2 separate regions of the Mus musculus genome follow, and region 1 is linked to region 2. A link is a loop called in an ENCODE intact Hi-C map of the cell type or tissue named here. Cell type or tissue: left cerebral cortex. All regions are shown on one strand. Links, peaks and the distances in the headings refer to the core of each region. The heading gives the core; the rest is flanking DNA.

Region 1 (10,360 bases), core at 1,565-9,564, 81 kb before region 2:
CCTCACCCAGGCAATTTGCATTCTTAAAAAAAAAAAAACCTGAATTCTAGAGGGGGTGGTTGGGGTCAGGAGGAGTTGGAGGGGGAGGGAGGAGTGTACTTATTCATGTATAAAATTCTAAATTAAAAACAAAACACCTTTATGTGTTATTGTCTGTGTGATATGTATGCACAATATGTGGGAGCGTGCACGCCATAGAGCACATGCAGAGGTCAGACAACAACTTCATGAAGTGGGTTCTCTTCTTCCAGTTTTATAAATGTTCAGGTTGTTGGGCTACATAGCAAGCACCTTTACCTATGGAGCCAGCTTGATAACCCTCCAGTGAACTTTCATGGGTGTGCTGTGATCCAACAGAGCAACCTCCTTATATGAATGGTAGAGATGTGTAGGATCATAGCCTCTCTGTCCTATGTGCTATGGTGCTGAACTCCAGGGGCTCAGGAGACCCAGGCAGGAAGACCACTTAAACTCATGTGTCTGAGGCTAGGCTAGGCAGACTAGTAAAATACCCTTCATCTTTGTGGATGAGTTAGCTCTCAGAACTTAGGGGTGGACAGGGTGTTATTTTCATCACCTGGAGGATAAATGGTTAAGTGACTTTGCAAGAGCCTAAATCAAGACGAGTGGGTCCAAGAGCTAGCTCATCACGGTCATTGAGTCATTGTGTATAGGACCACATGGTGGCCCACACCTGTAGTGCTAGCCATCACAGGGGAGGTCAATGCATGGGCGTTTTCCTGGCCAATAGAGTGAGACTCTGCTTCTTATAAAACAACAGAACAAACAAGAAAATACAAACCTTTATCTAAAACAAACAAACCCAAAACCAAAACCAAAAAACCCAAACCAGAATTTGTTGTACTTTATAAAGAAATTATCTATTGGTTTCCTACATTTAAAGGAAAAGTCCATAATCTCTATTGAACCAGACAAACAAGCTAAAAATATAATAAAATAAATGATCTCCAACATCTCCAGTGAAAACATACACTGTCGGTGGATATAAATGAAGATGTTTTCCTCTCCATAGATGCCGATGAGAAGAGAGGCTTCTGAGAGCAGAGAAAACCACACTGAAGTGTAGTGGATAAAAAAATGCTATCTGGGTGCATCCTGCGACTGTGAGAGATAAAAGATTATATTTTCATTTGCATGGTTTGCTGGCTTTTATTTGGCAGATATAATAACACGGGCTACGCGGAGGCCCATAAAACAAAGTGAGAACAGCAGCTCATTCGGTGGCAGAATGGAACGGTTATGGCTAAAGGGCTTACATAATTCATTTCAAACCCTTATGCCTGTATTTATTGTTGTTTAAATGAAAATTAAACTCTCACAGCCATAAGGAGGGATCCGGTCAGAAATGTGATTGAGACTCTTTCTTCTTGCGTGGCTTCTGAGATTATCCGTCTGCGGTACTTCAAGACAGCCGTGGAGCTAGAAGGAATACACTCGGAGCAAGGGCTCTACTTACCCGTGGTCCCCTTCCTTTCTGCCTTGCTAACCAACTCCACAATTACAGCAGCATTGAAGTGAGGCATGAGAGAGGCACAACTAGCTGTTGTGGAATTTCTAGTTATTGGAGCAACCAGAAGTTGTGGCTAAGAGGCAATGTTTAACATCCACACGGAGTTTCCCATAGGATAATACTTTGGAGAATGGAGAAGTAATGTGAAAGAAAGGATGAAGCAAAAAATACCGGCCCAAACATTTCAAAAAGTGGAGAGTCTCTATTATTAAAAGCATCTCCATTATATCATATCTCCAGAATACTTTTAAATCTATGACTTTGAATCCCTGTATTTTCATAAAAAAACTAAAAGACTAAATATGTTGGCCTTGATTATGAGTGCTTAAGCCCATGAGTTTGCTGTTAAGGAAGAATTGGGAGCTTTGAAGAAACAAACATTAAATGTTACATTAAATGTAATTAAATGTAACATTAAATGTTAAATGAAGATCTAGCCTTTCCCATTCCTCAGCTGGAGGCACTGATCCCAGGGCCTCACACATACTACACAGGAGCCAGGTCTGGATAAGACTGGGAACTATCAATCATTTCAATACCGATTTAATGGAAATTCAACTGCAAGCTTTACAACAAGCATCTAAATTATCGTTTTACTTTCTTCATATCCCATGGAGGTAATCTATACTACTACCATACAAGGGTATAATTTACAATGCCATTTAAAAACTGCATGCCAGTCAGTGTGCTAAAATGTTTATCTTTCTTTTTGAGAAAAGGCCTCACTATGTAGCCCTCTCTTGCCTGACACTTGCTCTGTAGACCAGACTAGCCTTGAACTCACAGAGATCCAACTGCCTCTGCCTCCCAAGCACTGGGGTTAAAGTTGTATGCCATCACATCCAGCTGAACTCTTTTTTTTTTTAATTTTTTAAAAAAAATTATTATTTTTTTTATTTATATGAGTACATTGTCACTATCTTCAAACACACCAGAAGAGAGCATCAGATCACATTACAGATGGTTGTGAGCCACTATGTGGTTGCTGGGAATTGAACTCAGCAGTCAGTGGTCTTAACCGCTGAACCATCTCACCAGCCCCAGATGAACTCTTAATTATTTTAATGACAGTATTCTTTATCCATGCAAGTTGCATCAAACCCGTAGTAGCTTATTTACTTATGAAGCTAATGAAATAATACAGCCTAGGTTTTACTTAACACGAGCCAGTGCACAATGGCTGTTTGTGAAGCTGTGTTGTCTTTCTTGATTTGAGAGCTGCTGCGTTATTTTTAGGTAAATCAGTATGGATGTGAAAGTCATTAGCTTGAACTTTCCAAATCTGAAGATTTTATGCCGTGTAGGTTGTTACTATCTACCTACACAAACCAACTTAGAAAGAAATATAAATACAAAAGAGGAAGTTATTTAAGCCACTATTAAGCATAAGTAAATAACTCATTTTCTAAATAATGAGATAATTGACAGATTTTGTCTTTCTTTGGTAGTAAGCCCAAGCAGTATGTGTGTGTGTGTGTGTGTGTGTGTGTGTGTGTGTGTGTGTGTGTAGCTTTAATTGTATACTCCTCTAATAGGGGTCAACGAGAGGGAAAAAAACTAGAAGAAATATTAAAAGCAAGTAGAATATTTTGCCTTTGCATCTGAGACTAAACTGTTACTGTCATACATACAGTGTGCCCCTATACATCTAACTCTTCCTAGGAATTGTCTTTGGTAATTCAATTCCTTTTCTTTTTTCAAATTCATTTTTCAATCAGCTGACTTTGATAGGCTCCCAGTGGCTGCAAGAAAATCTGAGAAGTAGACAGAAAAGGTAATCTAACCCTAATAAGAGGAGAATTTCAGAAAGCAAAGGTCAAAAGGAGGCAAAGCAGATGGAGAGAACCATAAGGTTAGGCAACATTTAGAAGCAGTAGTTTTGCCAGTTTTCAGTCCTTTCATCTTTCACCAATACACATACATATATACAGGTATCCACATAACCAAATACATACACATACATACATATATACATACATACAGGTATACACACACACACACATGCATTTATGCACATCCGTTTTAGGGGATAAAACCCAAATCATGCGCGAGGCAAGTGATTTACCTAAAACTAAGTTATAGTTACAGTCCCCACATTTTTTTCCATGAGAAATACTATCTCTTATCTTTTATTTTTAGAAAATCTCCATTCACTGAACTAAAAACAAGGGACCCGGTATGGGCAAACCTGAGCATTCAAGAAGTAACATCGTGATCATCAGTTTAAGGGCACGGCGGCGCTAGAATTTGGGGCCACCACTGCATTATGAGGTCTACAAACTTTCGAAACAGGAGGATCTTCTGAAACAAGAGGATCTTTCGAGAAAACAGAGGATTTTATTTTCTTTGAACGACACTGGAGCCTGAGGAAGCATCCCATCCAGCAGGGCCTCTCAGCAACGGGAGTAACGTCGCTTTGCTCAGCGTGAACGTCCAGATCCCATTCCCAAAATGGTTTACATGTTTCTGACCTCCTTGCCATGTGCCTCTAAACCTCACCTCCATCCCGAGTCTTTTCCTTCATGGTTTTTTTCTTTCTTTTCTTTTTTCTTTTTTCTTTTTTTTTTAAATTTGAGTTCTCACTGCTAGTATTATTATTTTTAGGGCTGCAATCTCCCATAGCCCTTATTTTCACTCAAAATTACAATACAGGGGACTATGGCCAATGCTATGCAGATGGCCAAATAGATAATAAAGACTCGGTTCATGAATAATACCCACTCAGAAAGAGGACAAAAGCAACAGGAAAAAAGACCCAAATTGGACAAAATGTGCATGCTATATTTAAAAAAAACCACACACGCGATCATTGTCAGAGATCATTAAGGGTGCCCTGTAGTTTTAATTATATGCCAGTGGCACCAATTTGATGTGACTGTTTGCTCCTATAGTCAATAAAAAAAGTCATAACTGCCATCAAATTTAAATTTAATTTATTTTCTACACAGCCCTTTCTGTTTTCCTTGTTTTTTTCTTTTATAACATTAACACTTTTTTTGTTGAAAAATGTGTGAAAGATTAATTTGTAGAATGAGGGAGCCGTGGGTGCACAGCAAAGGACAGATGGAGTGGGTGGGACATGACAGTTTTTGTCTGTGGCATCATTTTGTTGTTGCTATTGCAAGGGAAAGAGAGCTACTGCTACCACGATCCTTTCTTGGGGTTGGGGACACTCTGAGAAGGTATGCTTCTCTCACCTCAAGCTGGCCACTGCCATCTCAGGGCACAGACCCCTACCAAGACAAGTCATGAGCTCTTCCGTTTCCACAACGGAGATTTTCATAGAATTCCACCCTACTTTTGTAAAAAAAAAAAAAGAAAGAAAGAAAGAAAGAAAAAGAAAAGAAAGCAGAATGAGGCAGACTTGTAAGATGAATATGCTGAAATAAAGTCACCATTTATCTCCTCTGAACGCCATACTGTAAAATCAAGTGCGCACAGGTCTGGTGAAGGCTATCATTTAAATGTAAATGTTTGGGGACAGCAGTCAAAATTCTACTCGTGTTGAAGGGAGTCTTTCTTCTTCTTTTTTTAATGTCAAAACTCACAATGTATAATTTTCAACTTGATTTTTTTTGCCTCGAAGCAGCCCTGGTTTATACGACAGTGTTGTGGGGGTTCACTGTTGTAAAGTTTCTTCTTGAAGAAGGCAATTACCAAGGGAAAATCACTGCCATGCGGCACACACAGACATTCTGAGAAAAAAGTAAGACTTGGAGGAGGAAGAGGGGAATTCGGGACAGCATGTGGGAGGGGAGATGGGAGTTCTTTTTATGCACAAAGGGATCCATTAACAAAATCTTTATCTGTTTCCGTCCCCTTGTGAACTGAACCAATGTGCAGTGCCCAGAATATGCGAACGTGATTGCAAATAAACGACTCGTGTGGCGCGGAGGAAATGAGCGAGCGCATACCGAAACAGACTGGTGTTTGATTCCGTGGCAAGATAAAATTTGCATGGAGGAAAATCTCCCCAACACCTTTGCCTCGAAGGTTCCCATCTGTCTTCCTGAGGCAAAGCAAGGCAAAGTGTCCCACCTACGGAAGTCAGCAGTTCCAAATGAAGCGCCCAGTACTGATTCTACACCTCCCAGGCCACTTCAGCTGATGCTCAGTGCTCCTACGGAGAGGGGATTTGAGAGTCAGGTCATTGTATATCCATCCTTATGCTATTTTTCTAACTAGACAGTAGGCTGTCCTGGGGAGGGATGTGCCCTGAGCATTCTGCGGTTGTGCCTGGTTGGCATGATCCCTCTGCTGGGTTATGGGATGATGTGCGGCCACAGGAAAGCAGTCTGTCTCTGGGTCAGACCACCTGCATCTGACATCCGGCTGGCTGCCTTACAGCACCCCAGGGACCAGTACACCCACGTAGTTTCTGTTTCTGTTGAAAATAGTCATGACACTAACAGCATGCACCTTCAGTGGGAATTTAGATCCTATCTGGTAGGGATATAAGAGTCCAGGTTTTGGATGTCCCCACCATCAGATCGCTGGGGACACTCAAGCCTCCAGATATTTAGTAGGATCTGTGTCATTAGGGAATATATGGTGTTAAGAATAGATACAATTTAAAAACTTACTGCAGTGGGATACAAATTATAAGTAACATTGTAGGACGTGGGAGGGGGTGAGTCTAGTGTGTATGCTACCAACCAGTAAATTACAGTCCACAGAAAGAAAACATAAAGGTGTCTATCGTTTTAACTAATTTAAAGAGAGTTGTCTATGATTTGTCTGTTCTCCCATACTTTCTCCATGGTTCCGTTTGGTGGTCGGCATCCCAGAGATGGAAAATCCAGCAAGTTTTTGTTCATATGAACACATTCACAGACATAAATGGGCTCAGAAGAGATTATCTATCCACAGATCAGTATAACAATCTCAACACTGCTGCAGTCATTGAGACAATTGCAGCCTGTTGTTATATGCCTGTATATGCACGTAATTTTCTCTCTGCACAGCGAGGACCGCAATGCAGAGTGGACTCCTTCTTCTTTTCCTGTAGGATTCATGTAAGTGATACCACACATCGGAGGATGCCTAATTCACTGACTACAGAGGAATTATGATGGGCTAAGAATGGGATGGATATGGTAACCATCTGCATCCCATCTTATTTCTTTTATGGTCCTGAGGATGGAATCTCGAGATCCTCGTTCACACTAAACCAAGAGCTCTGCCCCTGAGCTACACCCTCATCCTGCTTATTTATTTTTAATTATAAACAAGAAAATGGCCATATGTATATGTATACAGATGCATATCTAAAATTGCACTTTGGACAAGCCGACTTTCCCGAGCAGGAGTACGTTCTCAGTGATTAACTTGAGTGATTTCTTTTTTTTCCTGGTCATTACTCTCCCAGCAGTTCTCTTTCTTCCTTAGTGATAAAACTCAAGTACATGATGCCTTCAAATAAACTGTTTCCCAGCTTCCTTTGCAGCTAGATACCCATATGGTGAGCTCTGGGCGTGTGAGTGGAAGCATTTTGGTCCTCATTAAAAGACAGTCCACATGCCTGTGGTGTCTTTCATTTTGTTGCTATCTAGTGTCTGAAATGTACGTGTAATGAGTTGAGCTTGGGCTGATATAATGGACCCCAAGGATGGGATGTACACACCTGGGATGGTTTATATTGATTGTAACGAGATGGGATATAGGAGAAAGTTTCTAGGCATGCCTGTGAGGGATTTTCCAGACTAGAGAAACTGAGGCAGAAAGAGCCTCTCACCATGGATAGCAGCATTTCCCTGGCTGAGGTCCTGGACTGGGTGAAAAGAAGAAAGCAAGCTAACTCTAAGGATTTGTTGCTCTCTGCTTCTGCTACAGATGCAGTGCAAGCAGCTGTCTCAAGCTCTCACTGTCCTGCATTCTCTACAGCGACGGGCAGTGCCCTCCCACCCAGAGCCTGAATGGACCCTTCTTTCCTTACCTACCTTCAGGAACGCTGTCCATCTCACTGACCTAGAGCTCACCATTTGGCTAGACTAGCTGGGCAGCAAGCCCCAAAAAGCCTTCTCTGTCACCTCTCAGTGCTCAATTTACAGGCACGTGCCACCATGGCCAGATGGTTGTATGGGTCCTGGAAATCGAGCGTAAGTCCTCACGATTGTGCACAAGTATTGCATCACCCAAACTATCTCCCCAGACCCCAGTCCTGTTACATACGTAGAGTTTGCTTAAAGAGTAGATCTTCAGTGCTCTTCACACACACACACACACACACACACGTTGAGGCACACACACACGCTTACATACACAATACATATTCTCACATACACACATGCATACACATATACACACTCACTTATATACAAAAACATACACAATACTCATATACACACATACATGCACACACTTATATACACACATAAGTATATACATATATACATACATACTCATACACACATACATATATACACATATACACACCTACTCACATACATAATACACATACACACACACACACATATATATATATATACATACATACACATATACACATGCACATACATAAATACACACATACATGTAATATACATGTAGCTATAAGAGGAGATCAAAATGCTAATTAGCTTGACTACAGTAATCATATCACTATAGATCATATATAGGCTTTACATTGTGCTCGTTAAATATACACAAATTTTACTTTAAAATTAAATAACAAACAGTAAAAAAAAATCAAAAACAAAAAGCAAATGTGCCAACTTAGCTCTAGGTGGGCAGAGTATGGCCGTGTTTAGTTTTGTTTGTACTTTTATGTATTTTAAAGTAAAAATAAGACTTGTTTATTTGAGAAAAGAGTTCATGTGTATCTTGTTGAAGGTCTTGTTATTTGGCATTCTTTACTTGCAGCCCCAAGTATTGCATCTTTGTATATATCGTCTAAAGTGCAAGGGATGCAGGGTATTTATAATCAGGTTACATCTTTAAATGTCATGTATGTTAATATGTCAGCATAACAAAAGGAACATTTAAATAGAAAAATCTAGTATTTTTTTGAAAATATGTATGTGCAACATGTAAAAACAAAAACAAACAAACAAAAAACCCACCAGCTACTAAGGGTAAGCATGTTAGTGAACTCACCATTGCAGTGACAAAATACCTGATGTAACCAACTTAAAAGAAGCAAAGGTTTACTCTACTTTCAGTCTAACTTGACCGTTTACCTTTTGAACTAAGCAATACATCACCACAGGGATTGAGAGCATAGTGGGAAGGCTGTTCAACTCCTGGCAGCCAGGAGGAAGGCAGAGAAGGTGGGCAGCTAGAACCCAGATATCCCTTCAAGACACACACCCCAAGGACATACCTCCTCCCACCAGGACCTGCTTCTCAAAGGCTCTATCTACCTCCTCCCAGTAGTGGCTTCATCTGGGTAACCTTGTCTTCAACACATGGACCTCTGGAGGACAGTTAAGACCCAAACTCTAACTGTGTGTGTGTGTGTGTGTGTGTGTGTGTGTGTGTGTGTGTGTGTGCACAGTGATTGACACTGGGATGTCTTCCTCAAGCCCCTCTCTCCTTTAGTTTTGAGTTGGGTTCTCTCACTGAACTTGAAGCTTGCTCTTTCTGCTATGGCCCAGTGAGCCTACAGGATCCACCTGTTGCTGTTCCCAGCATCCAGTCCCAGGGGTGTAGGTACATGCCAACACACTTGGAGATCTGAACTCAGGTTCCCATACTTGTACAGAAAGCACTTTACCCAGTGAGCCATCACCCCAGCCTATCTGACTTCAGTTCTAAAGGGCCAACTATGAAAGACAGTGTACTCGAAGACATGGAACATAATATTCTTTCAGGTTATCTTGATAAGGAAACATTTCAGACTCAAACACTTCTCTCTTTTGAAGTAAAAACTTACCATTTCTCAAAGTGAACTCCACAGAGGAGTGAGGTAGATGGGTGTGGCTTCAACCCTGTGAGTGGCCACTGCTGTTCTCTCAGCCTCGGCTGCTGCTCCATCTCCTCTTTCATGTACTTCTCCCATGATGAGGGCAAATCTTTTAAAACTCTATGAAGACTTTAAGAAAGCTTCGATGGGGCTTGAGGTTGTGAAAGCCAAGGTAGATAGGATGTTTAAATTGTCTCTCATTATCAGGGTTATATGCTTTATAGGCTATTTTGACTGGGAGATTTCTGAGGGTTGTACAAAATAAAATCAATTAGGATATTTTGGTAGAAGGGTCAGTGAGTCCAAAAATGGAAGGAAGGAAGAGAAAGGGGAGAGAGGAAAGATGAAGGAAGGAAGGGAGGAAGGGAGGAGAGAGGGAGGGGAAGAAGGAGGGAGGGAAGGAGGACAAGAGACAGGTGGATGGGTAAATGGATGGTTGGACAGATAGACGGATGGATCACTTTCTATAGTCCCTGAAAAATCAATCATGTTTTATTGAATCGTTGTTTCCATCTGATATAGGACAGTTATCAGAGAGCCTGTTTGAGAAAATATAACTGAAGAAAAAAAAATCACAGATATAACACAGGAAAAAAAATTCAGGAGTGAAATCCAGGCTTCTGTTTCAGCTTACTATGTCTGTGGCCTGCTGTGGCCTGCTGTGGCCTGCTGTGGCCTGCTGTGGCCTGTTGTGACCATCAGAACAGCTGTGCTCCATCATCTTTAATCATGAGGTGAACATTTTCCCCCCACAGATTAAGTGTTGCCACCTTGGTCCCTAGTTGGTGGTGCTATCTCGGGTGGTGGAGTCTGCAGGAGCAGGGCCTAGCTGGAGGAAGCAGGCCTTCAGCAGGGTACAGGGATCCCAGCCGGCCCCTCTCTCTGCTTCTGGTTGCTGTCGATGAGCAATGTTCTTCGTTGACCTC
Region 2 (10,360 bases), core at 1,427-9,426:
GTTTAAATGGTATTTTAGGCAATGGGAAAAAAAAAATCATGAATTTTCATGATGTGTTTGTCGTTCCCAAGATGTACTTGATATACAAAAGTTACTCTTTTCTTATGCTGTGGCTAAAAATATTGTAGGTAGGTGTGTGTGTGTGTGTGTGTGTGTGTGTGTGTAAGGAAACAGATCTAAGGTCTTGCATGAGTCTTACACCAGGAAGAACACATGAGTCTTAATCTCAAAACCTACCAGGAAGAAACAGAAAATAAAATAATCAATTCATTAAAAGAAAACCAAACTGAAACACAGCCTCAGAAATCTGATCCAGAGCAAAGTGTAAAGCATTGAGCTGTGCCTGTCCCCAACTGTGCCCGTCCCCACCCCCGCCCTGGGGTGAAGCTCCTCCTTCAGTGTCCTGTCAACTGCTGGCTGCCCCGTGAGCCTCAACATTCAATGCTCGTTCCCTGCCTTCTTCCCAGAATGCTTTTCACAAATGCCCTGAGCATGCCCTACGGATCACCAAATCTACCTTCCCAACTGGGTGAAGGCCACCTCCACATGCAGAAGCCATCTTTTACTTGTCCTTGGACCCCTGGGACCTCCCTCAGTGTCTGTGCATCGCACATGCTCAGTAAACTTTCTAGGAAAGTCAGTGCCTGAGGCTCGCCTTCCCAGTCAGGATCATTCACTCCATTGAGGTTTTTCTTGAAGCAATTGTCTCACAAGTCAGCAAGGGTCTGAGAGTTCACTTGGGAGGCCTATGTTTCCAGAGGAAAAGCAGAAAGGATAGAGCTAGGTTTGGGGATTGACTTAGACAAACCAATCATAAGCAGGGAAGGGGACACGGTTGGGGACAGCTGAGGACACGGGCCCGCGTAGACAGGGCCATGGAAACATTTCCCCATGGTCATAGCCACTTGGGCATATTATAGTATTGCTCTTCTTAGGTGAGGCTGGGCAGAGGTGGACAGGTTCATTTTTCAGTTTCGTTTATTTATTTACCAGATGAAGGTTATATGCATTGTACTTTGTGGAGCTAAGGGCAAACCTATCACAGTGTGACTACCAACAAGGATGGGCTTTCCTTTTTTTTTTTTTAAGATTTATTTATTGTTATATCTAAGTACACTGTAGCTGTCTTCAGATGCACCAGAAGTGGGCATCAGGTCTCATTATGGATAGTTGTGAGTCACCATGTGGTTGCTGGGATTTGAACTCAGGACCTTCGGAAGAGCAGTTGGTGCTCTTAACCACTGAGCCATCTCTCCAGCCCGGGCTTTCCTTTTTATAAAGGAAGCCAAGCAGAATGCTAAGTTAAGCAGGCTGAGGGAGAGGACACTTCACACGCATCACCCTTTCTGCATGCCACAATCCATGGCTGAGCTGGTGGCCTCTCTGGCCTATCCCATTCTACTCTTTGGTGTCTCCCTGTCACCAAGGCAGGGGCTCACCACAGAAAACAACATTTACCTTTTTGTCCTGTTGTTTGGCCTTGAATAAGGGATTTTGCAGACACAGATGACCCAGTCATATGCACACAGAGTAGGAGGAAGACCAAGTTTTAGTCTCAGGGTCCCTTGTTTGCCTAGAAAGCTTGTAAGACTCCAGAAAGATCCTTGGCGATTTTGTATGGGTAACAGTAAGATGCTCATATATTTTTATGAATAGATATACTTTCCAATGTCTGTCTCTGGTCTTGAATAAAGGTCCTATGCATTAACAGTTCTTTTCAGAATAGCAACATAGACCCTCCGAATCCAATTCCTTTGGTTTTTCCCAGCCCCCCTACCCCCTACCCCAACAGTGGTCTTTTCTGCCTCATGTCTACTTATCACACATCAAGACCAGTCTCTGATCTTGCTGGGCTTTTCTTGACCAGATCGTGGGATTGCACAGATAAGAGCTTTGTCTCTGCCTGGACTCTCTGTTTTGTTTTCCTGGGGCATCCTCTTGCTAGTCTTTCTCTCTCCCACTGAGAATACAGAGCTCTCATTCTCACTCTTTCTCTCTCTCTTTTTCCCTCTCAGTTTTTGTTTTAAAGCAGGTGTCCTGATAATCCATCTGTAGTGAAGGGAAGCACACCTCTAATGGAAGTCTTAATAGGAAAGATGGCAGTAAAATTCAAGGTCAGCCCATTTAGTGAGACTCCCGGGGCTTTGTACCTATGTTTGATACAATAACTTTTGACTAAGCTCACAATTTCTAGTTAACTTCTACTACTCGATTAATCTGTCTTCATGTGGGCAATCCTCCCAGCACTGACTGTCAGGGAGAGGTAACTCCTCCGGCCTCCTCTCTATAAGGTTATTAAAGTTCTCACGGAAGAAGGTGCTTTCTTACCACAGGACATTGGAACATTGTTCTCTCTCAGCACAAATGACTCTTAACCCCACATGCAGGCAGAGGCTGGTGCCTTCTGATCCTGCATAACTAAGTATTAAATACCACTTCCTTACAAACAGTCTCCCCACGCTCTCTAAAAGGACTCCTCGGCCTTTCCCTGTGCACAGTGCACTTCCTTCTCAGAATATGTAATTACATATGCATTTATTTACTTTCCCCTCTGTACTTTCCTTCAGACCACAGGCTGCAGAGGTATGCACCATGACTGTCTTTACTGTACAGGAATCCATAATACAAAACACAGTTTCTAGCTCTGGGTAAACCCCTCCCCTGACATCTGGGGGAGAGTTGTTATCACCATGAGAACAGCAGGCATCATTCCTTTTTTCAAGCTGTTCCCACAGTACACAAGAAGGTACAGATCCTTGTCTTGAGCTGTGGTAAAGCACTTATGGCAGGCAGGATTCACGGGGAACTGGTTGTGACAGGAGTCTCCGAGCACAGAAGTTTCCTCCTTGGGCACACAGGGGGTGTGTGTGGGGGGGTGCCACGCCCAATGTTGTCTGCTGCTTATGATTTCTCAAAAGGGCTAGCTCTGGCGCACTTACTCTGTGAGCCAGCACAGGCTAGCCAAGGGCAACTCACCCGTGTCAATTAAATGGTCTTACCAAGTTCATCTTTCCCATGGCGTATTTGGTTCTCAGACATAGGCTCCATTTCCACAAGTCTTCCCCATCCTCAGTGAGGAGGCAGGGCAGTCAGACAGTCCCCTTCAACAGCTTCTCAGGGCCTGAGAGGGAGAAGCAGAGAGACTTCTCCACTTTTTCCTCTGCTATAGCCTTGACCCACAACAGTAACCTCAGAGGGCCATCGGAAGGTTATGTTGCTTTCAGGGCAAATTGTCACTCAGCTCCAAAGTCATGGATGAGAGGATCAACTAACTAAAAGAAGGAAATGGATTATTGTAGATCATGGTTTGAGGCGTTGGTCCATCATTGCTTAGTTCTGTTGCTTTGGGCCTATGGTAGCACAGAACATCATAAGAGGTCAGGCCACCTCACAGTACTCAGGAAGTAAAACTAGAGAGAGAGGATAGTGCTGGGATCTCAGTACCCCTACACTGCCAAGACAGTGATGTGTCACCTGCCTACCTTCAAAGGACCCATTCATCAGTACCATAGGCCAGAGACCAGGCAACTAGGCAGGAGCCTTCTCGGAGGGATACTTCCAGTCGATAGTTGTCCCTCCCTGGAGCCCTTACCAGGAGGCAGCTGTGGCAGGTACCCTAACTCAGGACAGGATAACATCTGTAGACAACTGTGGCAATTGTTCAGCAGGGATTCACCCCGACACCCCTGCCAACTGTACCTAGAAGGAAAATTTTCAGCAAGCTTTGCATTTAATGTAGAAAAATGTGTGTGTGGGCGTGCATGCATGCATGCGTGGGCTCATGGGTGTACGGCCACGGCCTGCATCGGGAAGTCGGAGCTAACTGTCCCCTTCTGCTGTAAGATCTGGAGATCGAATCAGGTCATCGGGTTTGTGTGATTGGCACTTTCACCCACTGAGCCATCTCGCCAGTCCAGAATAAAGGATGTCTTAGGAGCTCTGTACTGCGGGCAGAATGTTGCAACCCAAGGAAATCAGCACCTCTGAGGGCGGTGAGGGAGGGAAATGACAAACACAGACCGGCTCTCAGCTTCGACTTCATCTTATGTTGTTACGCTTGTATTTTTGGCACCCACTGATCAATGGAGAAGACGCACAGTGATAAAAAGCTGTCATGAATTCAGTCATGCTTTTAAATAGAGCCTTCTCTAATTAAATTAGATACAGAAGCATCTACATACACACATTTTCAAAACATAATGAGAATACTTATATAAAGCATTCTACATTGGGTTCCCGAGACAAGGCTTGGTGGGATGTCTGAATTCCTTGCAACACGCCATTCCTGGCTAGGTGCCGACAGCCCTCGTGGTTTAACCATTGGCTTGAGATACTGTACCAAAGGGCCTTTCAGGCAGGATGCAAAAAGCCATCAATATGGTGGCAAACCCAGGCATACCCTCAGTCGGGTACACATGAGTGAGCCCCACGAGGCCAGTCCAACAGAACTCACCACAGTGGTGTGAAGAAATCCATCCAGCAGGCTGGGGCTCAGGGCAGGATAGGGCTTAGTTGACACTATTAAAGAAAGAGGTGGCAGAACAGGCCAGTGGCCTTGGTGGATGAGAGGCACAGGTATAGCTCAGGATGTAGTGGCTGGAGGGCATGCAAGAAGTCAGGAGTCATAGGACAACAAAGGACAGTTGGTCCTGAAAGGTTAGCAGACATGGCACTGTGTTGCATGTTGAGTCTATAGAAGTCTTGACATCCTTCATTCAATACTGCTGAAGTCTACAGTCATCTTTTCATCATCAGGACTGATTCTAGGACCTGGGGCTAGACATTAGAGAAAGCTGAGAAAACAGAACATTGGCCAGAAAGATGCTGACGGGGGCCTTTGCAAGTAAACAAGTTCTTCCAACCAGCCTAGGAGAACGGCAGAACATTCCAGTTCTTAAAGCAGAAGTGGAGGTGGAGCAGGGCAGAGATGGAGATAGAGACCAGCAGTGAAGATCACTTCTTTTCCAGAAGATCAGAGTTCTGTTCCCAGCACCCACATTGGGCAGTTCACAACAGCCTCTAACTCCAGCTTTAGAAAGATCTGACGCCTCTGGTACCCTTGTACACCTATCCAATACTTGCACTCATGTGTGTGCACATGTGTGCAAGCAAACACACACAAGTTAAAGCACATTTAAAAATTAAAAAGAAAACAGTATCACAGGAAGTCAGCACAGACTCCTCAAACTCCTGAGAACTTAAGTTATAGGGTAGGGGTGAAGATGGGGCCGGGGAAAGAACTTTCCAAGTCTCCCCTCTTTGTGTACTCCACTTGCAAAATGAATTCGGGGGTGGGGGTGGGGGGGGTGGGGCGGTAAGACATTAATACTTGGGGCCTCACTTCCCAAAAAAGAAACTGAGAGTGGAACAGCTTTCTGGGCAGAATCTTTGTGGGCTCTCTTGATTCAAATCCTTATTGTAATTCAGGAGCCAAAAGCTTTTCCACACCGCCCCCACAACTCAGCCCGAAGCTGCCTCTCCAGACTGGAGGAGCACTCCTAGAAGCAGCCCCTCCCCAGACCCAGCAGAAAAGCTGTGAAACTTTTGTCTGTGCTTCAGAAACAGGATGATTAATGTGAAAATGGCAATGCTTTAAAAAAGGATCCCTGAGAACCAGGACATTATCTAACTACACTTCTCCAAAATGCTCTCCACAAACCTCAAAGAATTCCCCCACCAAACACACCCACTGGAGCAGCGGAGGACCAGGGCAGTGCAGTATAACGGAATGCAGACACACAATGACAATGTTTAAAATTGTAAAAAGTTCCTACAGTAATGGCCTAGAGTGGAAACAAAGCCTTGTACCAGGGAAAGAACTCCGCCCTGAGATTAGCCTTCCTGCAAGGTAATATATAAAACCTTCAGAACAAAGAGGAAAGGCAAGACCCAGGAGCACAGCAAGCATGTGGGTCACTCTAAGGGTGGCGCATCTTGCCAACTTTCCTCTGAGAAAGACAGACTCTTGGCAGCAGCGGATTTTGGTTAATTCAAGGGGAGAATTTCCAGGTGAAGTCGTTAATCTTCCTTCAGGTCTAGGCTAGCCCCAAATAGTCCTTCCGGGTAGCAATGGTTCCTACTGGAGCTGAAGTTTCCACCTAGCTCATGCCTCAGGCATGCAAGTCAGATCTGAGAGCTTCCTCGTGTTTCTTCCGTCCTGGCCATTCTCAGTGTGAAGAAGAATTTCCACAGGCGCTGTGCTGGTTTCCTCCCCCACTTTGCCCCTTCCTTCCACAACATGGGCCAAGTTCAACACAGGTTGTTAATCCCACAGGTCACCAGGCCCTGATAAGCAGAAATAACAGCATGTCATCTACTCTTTACTGCATGTGGCTTTGTGCCAATGGTCCCTGGGATGGAGTGGCCCATCCCTCCTTTCTTCTTCCCAATGGAATCCTGCTCAACCTCTTCCTCCATTAAACCAGGTGACACATGGGAAATCGAGAGGTGGGAAGGTGGAGTGAGGAATCCTGGAGAAGAGGAATCAGAACTCTAATTGTATTATACTAGAAGGCTGCTTGACTCAGGTCTTCCTGGTGTGTGCAATAATAGATGCAATTATTTCATAAAGCCACTTTGAATTGAGTGTTGTTACTCACAGCCAAAACCATCCTGACTGATATAGTTTATCTCTATTCTCTCCCTCTTCCTCGGTTTACCCTTCCCCTCCTTTTCTCATCTTCCTTCTCTCTTCATCTCCCCCAATCCCTTCCTTCTTTCCTTCCTTCCTTCCTTCCTTCCTTCCTTCCTTCCTTCCTTCCTTCCTTCCTATCTAACTCTGCTCTTTATTCCAGTCACATGACCTCTTTACCCTCACTCGCCTTTGGTGCTTACATGTTTAAAGGAAGAGCTAGACTAGAATAATCTGTAAGATCCTTTCAGATTTCACCTATGGAAGACTGTAGAATTTAGAGCATGTCTACTGAAAAGACCAGTGTCTCACTGAGGATACATGCCACCCAATTGAGCCCGAACACATTCAAGCCAAAAGCAGAGAATTGCCAAGGCATAGAAAAGATGCCTGGAAAGGCTGTGGAGCAAGCTCCTGCTAACAGCAGCCTTCAAGTCAATGAGCACAGGAAATCAATGAGGTGAAAGTTGTGCTCCCCTCACCCCGAGAATGAACAGGGTGAAAATAAACTGACCACAAAATTGTAAGTTCCCTTTTACACTTGGCCAAATATACAGTAGATAACCCATCACTCTGTGTGCCTGCTAGATCTGTTGACCTGGAGGAGACAGGGAGGAGCTTTGACAGCCTGTGCTCACGGAGAAAGGAGAGTGGAAAATGCTAGAACAACCAGAGGGACGGAATGCTGCTGTACGAGTCCAGCGGCTCTGACTGTCTGTCTTAGAGATATTTCTACTGGTGCCTATCACGAGAACATCTTCATAAGTCCACAATGTACTTTGGCCACACTGCCCTCCTCCCCAGTCCATCATTTTTCCCCTTCCATATTCATGCAGATCTTTTGCTTATTTGAGTCTCCAGTTACTGTGTGCTGTAGTCACCAAACCTTGGCTCAATTCAGAGTAGTTTTGCTCCAGTAAATCAAAGACCTTCCTGTTAGCAAGGTTGGGAGTGTAGCTCAGTGGTAGGGGACATGCATAGTATAACCAAGGCCCTGGGTTCGATCTCCAGTAGAAAAATGAGGCTGGGGGGGGGGAGAACTGTTTGTGCAAGCTTTCTGTCTCTGCACAACTACTGCCACCAAGAAGATGAAGATGCAGTTTAAGTATTTATTATTATTATTATTATTATTATTATTATTATTATTATAGGTGAGTACATGTAGGTAGGTCAGGTGACAACTAGCAGGAGTCAGCTCCTTCTACTATGTGAGCATCAACCTCATGTTGATGCAGTGGTATCTTTAACTACTAAGTCACCTTGCCAGTCCCTGACTGACTGATTGATGATTGATTGACTGACTGGTTGACTGAGTTCCACTGTGTTGTCAGGATAGCCTCAAATTCCTGGTTTGAAAATTCCCTTACCTTAGCCTCCAGAGATGCTGGGATGATAGGCCTGCCCCTCCATTCTTTGCTGAAGCACTTGAGCATAGGCAATGGAGTGGCTGTCAACTCATGGATGAGAACAGTGAGTTCTTGGTCCTGAGAACCTAGGAACAAGCATGCCCTTCTACGCCTTAAGTAGCAATGGACGTGAGAGCTTGGGAGCAGAGCTGCTGAGGCCCACATTAGGAGAGGAAAGAATGCTTCTTAACTTTGACCCTACAGAGCCCAGTGCCATAGAGCAAGACCCTGCCGTAAAACCAAAGCCACGTTGAATTGATACATTCAGTAAAAAGGCTTCTGAAAGAAGATGCTTCATAGACACAAGGACTGGAAACCAAACAAACATAGGGACAGATGGGAACTGGGACTGGAAATTATAATAGGATGGGGTCCAGGGTAGCAGCAAAATTTGTGTACTAGTAGTTGTCAACTCTAAGTGACCATGGAATTATGTGGAGAAATTTAAAAATGTCAACCATGACGTTTCAACTCCACTTCAGTAAAGTTATATTCAGCTGTCTTGTGGTGGAGCTTAAGTTTTGAATCTGTGGGAGGGGAAAGAATGGTCCAAACCAGCCCTTACTGCTGGAATTCCCTAAAGGCCCACACACACGCACGCACATGCACGTGTTAAAGGACTGGTTCTCTGCTTGCAGTATTGGGAGGTACAGCTAGTAGGAAGTCTTCTGCTCATGGGGTGTGCCCTTGAAAGACATAACGGTTCAGAGGTTAAGAGCACCTGCTGCTCCTGCAGAGGAACTGAGTTTATTCTCAGCACTCTCACCAGACAGCTCACTACCACCTGTAACTCTAGTCCTAGGGGATCTGACTCCATCTTCTGGATCTGAGAATAGCCATATGCACATGCAAATATGCAAACAAGCACACATATACATAAGTTTTAAAAATAGCATATTTTATTTCCCTAATTTATTAAGATCATAAGTTTTAAGGACAGTGACTAAACTCATGCCTGCATGCTTGGAAAGAAAGAAAGAAAGAAAGAAAGAAAGAAAGAAAGAAAGAAAGAAAGAAAGAAAGAAAGAAAAGAGAGAGAGAAAGAAAGGAAGGAAGGAAGAAAGAAAGAAAGAAAGAAAGAAAAGAGAGAGAGAGAAAGAAAGGAAGGAAGAAAGAAAGAAAGAAAAGAGAGAGAGAGAAAGAAAGGAAGGAAGGAAGGAAGAAAGAAAGAAAGAAAGAAAGAAAGAAAGAAAGAAAGAAAGAAAGAAAGAGAGAGAGAGAGAAAGAGAGAAAGAGAGAAAGAAAGACACAGAAATGCTTTTCCTCAGAACTTTATAAAAGCCCGTGTGTGATGGACACACAGCTTACTCTCACTGCTGTACAGAGGCAGGAAATCAGAGCTGGCAGGGTGTAGAAACTGAAGGCGACTCTTCCAAACATAAATTTTGCAAGAAAAACCAAGGGATACAGAAAGGTGATTAAAGACTCCACCACCCAATAGCCTAGAAGAGCTGCCAATGAGCCCCAAATGTATGAGTCCCACCGCCAGGCTCCAGCCACGAGTGTGCAGCCTGCACAGAACCTGATTCTCATCAGCAGTTCATCACACACCATGTGCTGGGCACAGGGCCAAGGAGTCGCATGTGCATTTTTCATTTAAGTTAATAATCTCTGTAAACCTGCGTAGCAGACTTTTCTTCCTCTTACACGCAGGCCCTTCCCACCTTTAACCTTTTATTTTCTCATCTTCTCTCCTAGAAAATTCTTCCTTTAAGCCTCAGCACAGACATCCCCACTTCCAAAAGAGTCATGCAGAGAATCACTTATTTCAGGGCTCACAAGTATTCTGAAGACTGTACAAGACCTTTATACTTTAAGAAGATATTGTGTTTTATGTAGGTGATATTTACTAATATTTCCATATAAGGAATGCAAAACAAATGAACGTGCCCCTCCATTTAAGATAACAATAAATATTCCATTGTGAAGCGACATATTCTTATGATAAAAAAGACCATATTTGTCCAGAAGATGACTTAAGGAGTTTTTTTCAGTTCTCTTTCTATGTCCATTCAGAGAGGACAAATCTGCAGTCCACAGTGTCTTCACCATGCAGCCTGCTGGAATACATCATGTTAGTTGAAGTAACTGAAGAAAATCTGGCTTTGTAGAGTTATGTGGTTAGAAAAGTAAGTGATATATTCGCCCTTTCAGATAGCTACATATTCTTCTTTGATATACAAGTGGCTGATGGCAGTGTGAAATCTGAAGTCAATCATGTCTATGACTTTTTCTACTTATGATATTAAACTATATTGCCAGGCCCACACTTAGGATGGCTCTTTCTCTCATTCCAGATTTTGTAACATGATGCACTAGTTAA

What was found. Hi-C counts contacts between places; a loop is a spot of excess contacts. Peaks named below come from ENCODE experiments on the same cell type or tissue, not always from the same donor. Only the 100,000 strongest peaks of a DNase experiment are listed, where the experiment ranks them.
Region 1: a loop joins it to region 2, with 4 times the contacts of the local background. A loop is called at or near these places in 2 of 42 quality-filtered maps.

The regions. Positions count from the first base shown.
Region 1 is chr1:177,423,522-177,433,881 of GRCm38, reverse strand. No RefSeq gene overlaps it. Among named protein-coding and RNA genes, the nearest start is that of Zbtb18, 14 kb to the left of the region's middle. In left cerebral cortex, for the core only: a CTCF peak has its summit at 5,771; DNase peaks (open chromatin) are centred at 4,601, 5,235, 6,485, 6,986 and 1 more place; H3K4me3 peaks cover 677 bases; H3K27ac peaks cover 1,537 bases.
Region 2 is chr1:177,342,530-177,352,889 of GRCm38, reverse strand. The region is part of intron 6 of Gm36904 (a long non-coding RNA gene); the gene reads right to left. Among named protein-coding and RNA genes, the nearest start is that of Gm36904, 90 kb to the right of the region's middle. In left cerebral cortex, for the core only: no CTCF peak of the experiment used is centred there; DNase peaks (open chromatin) are centred at 4,020, 4,263, 5,483, 8,597 and 1 more place; H3K27ac peaks cover 1,280 bases.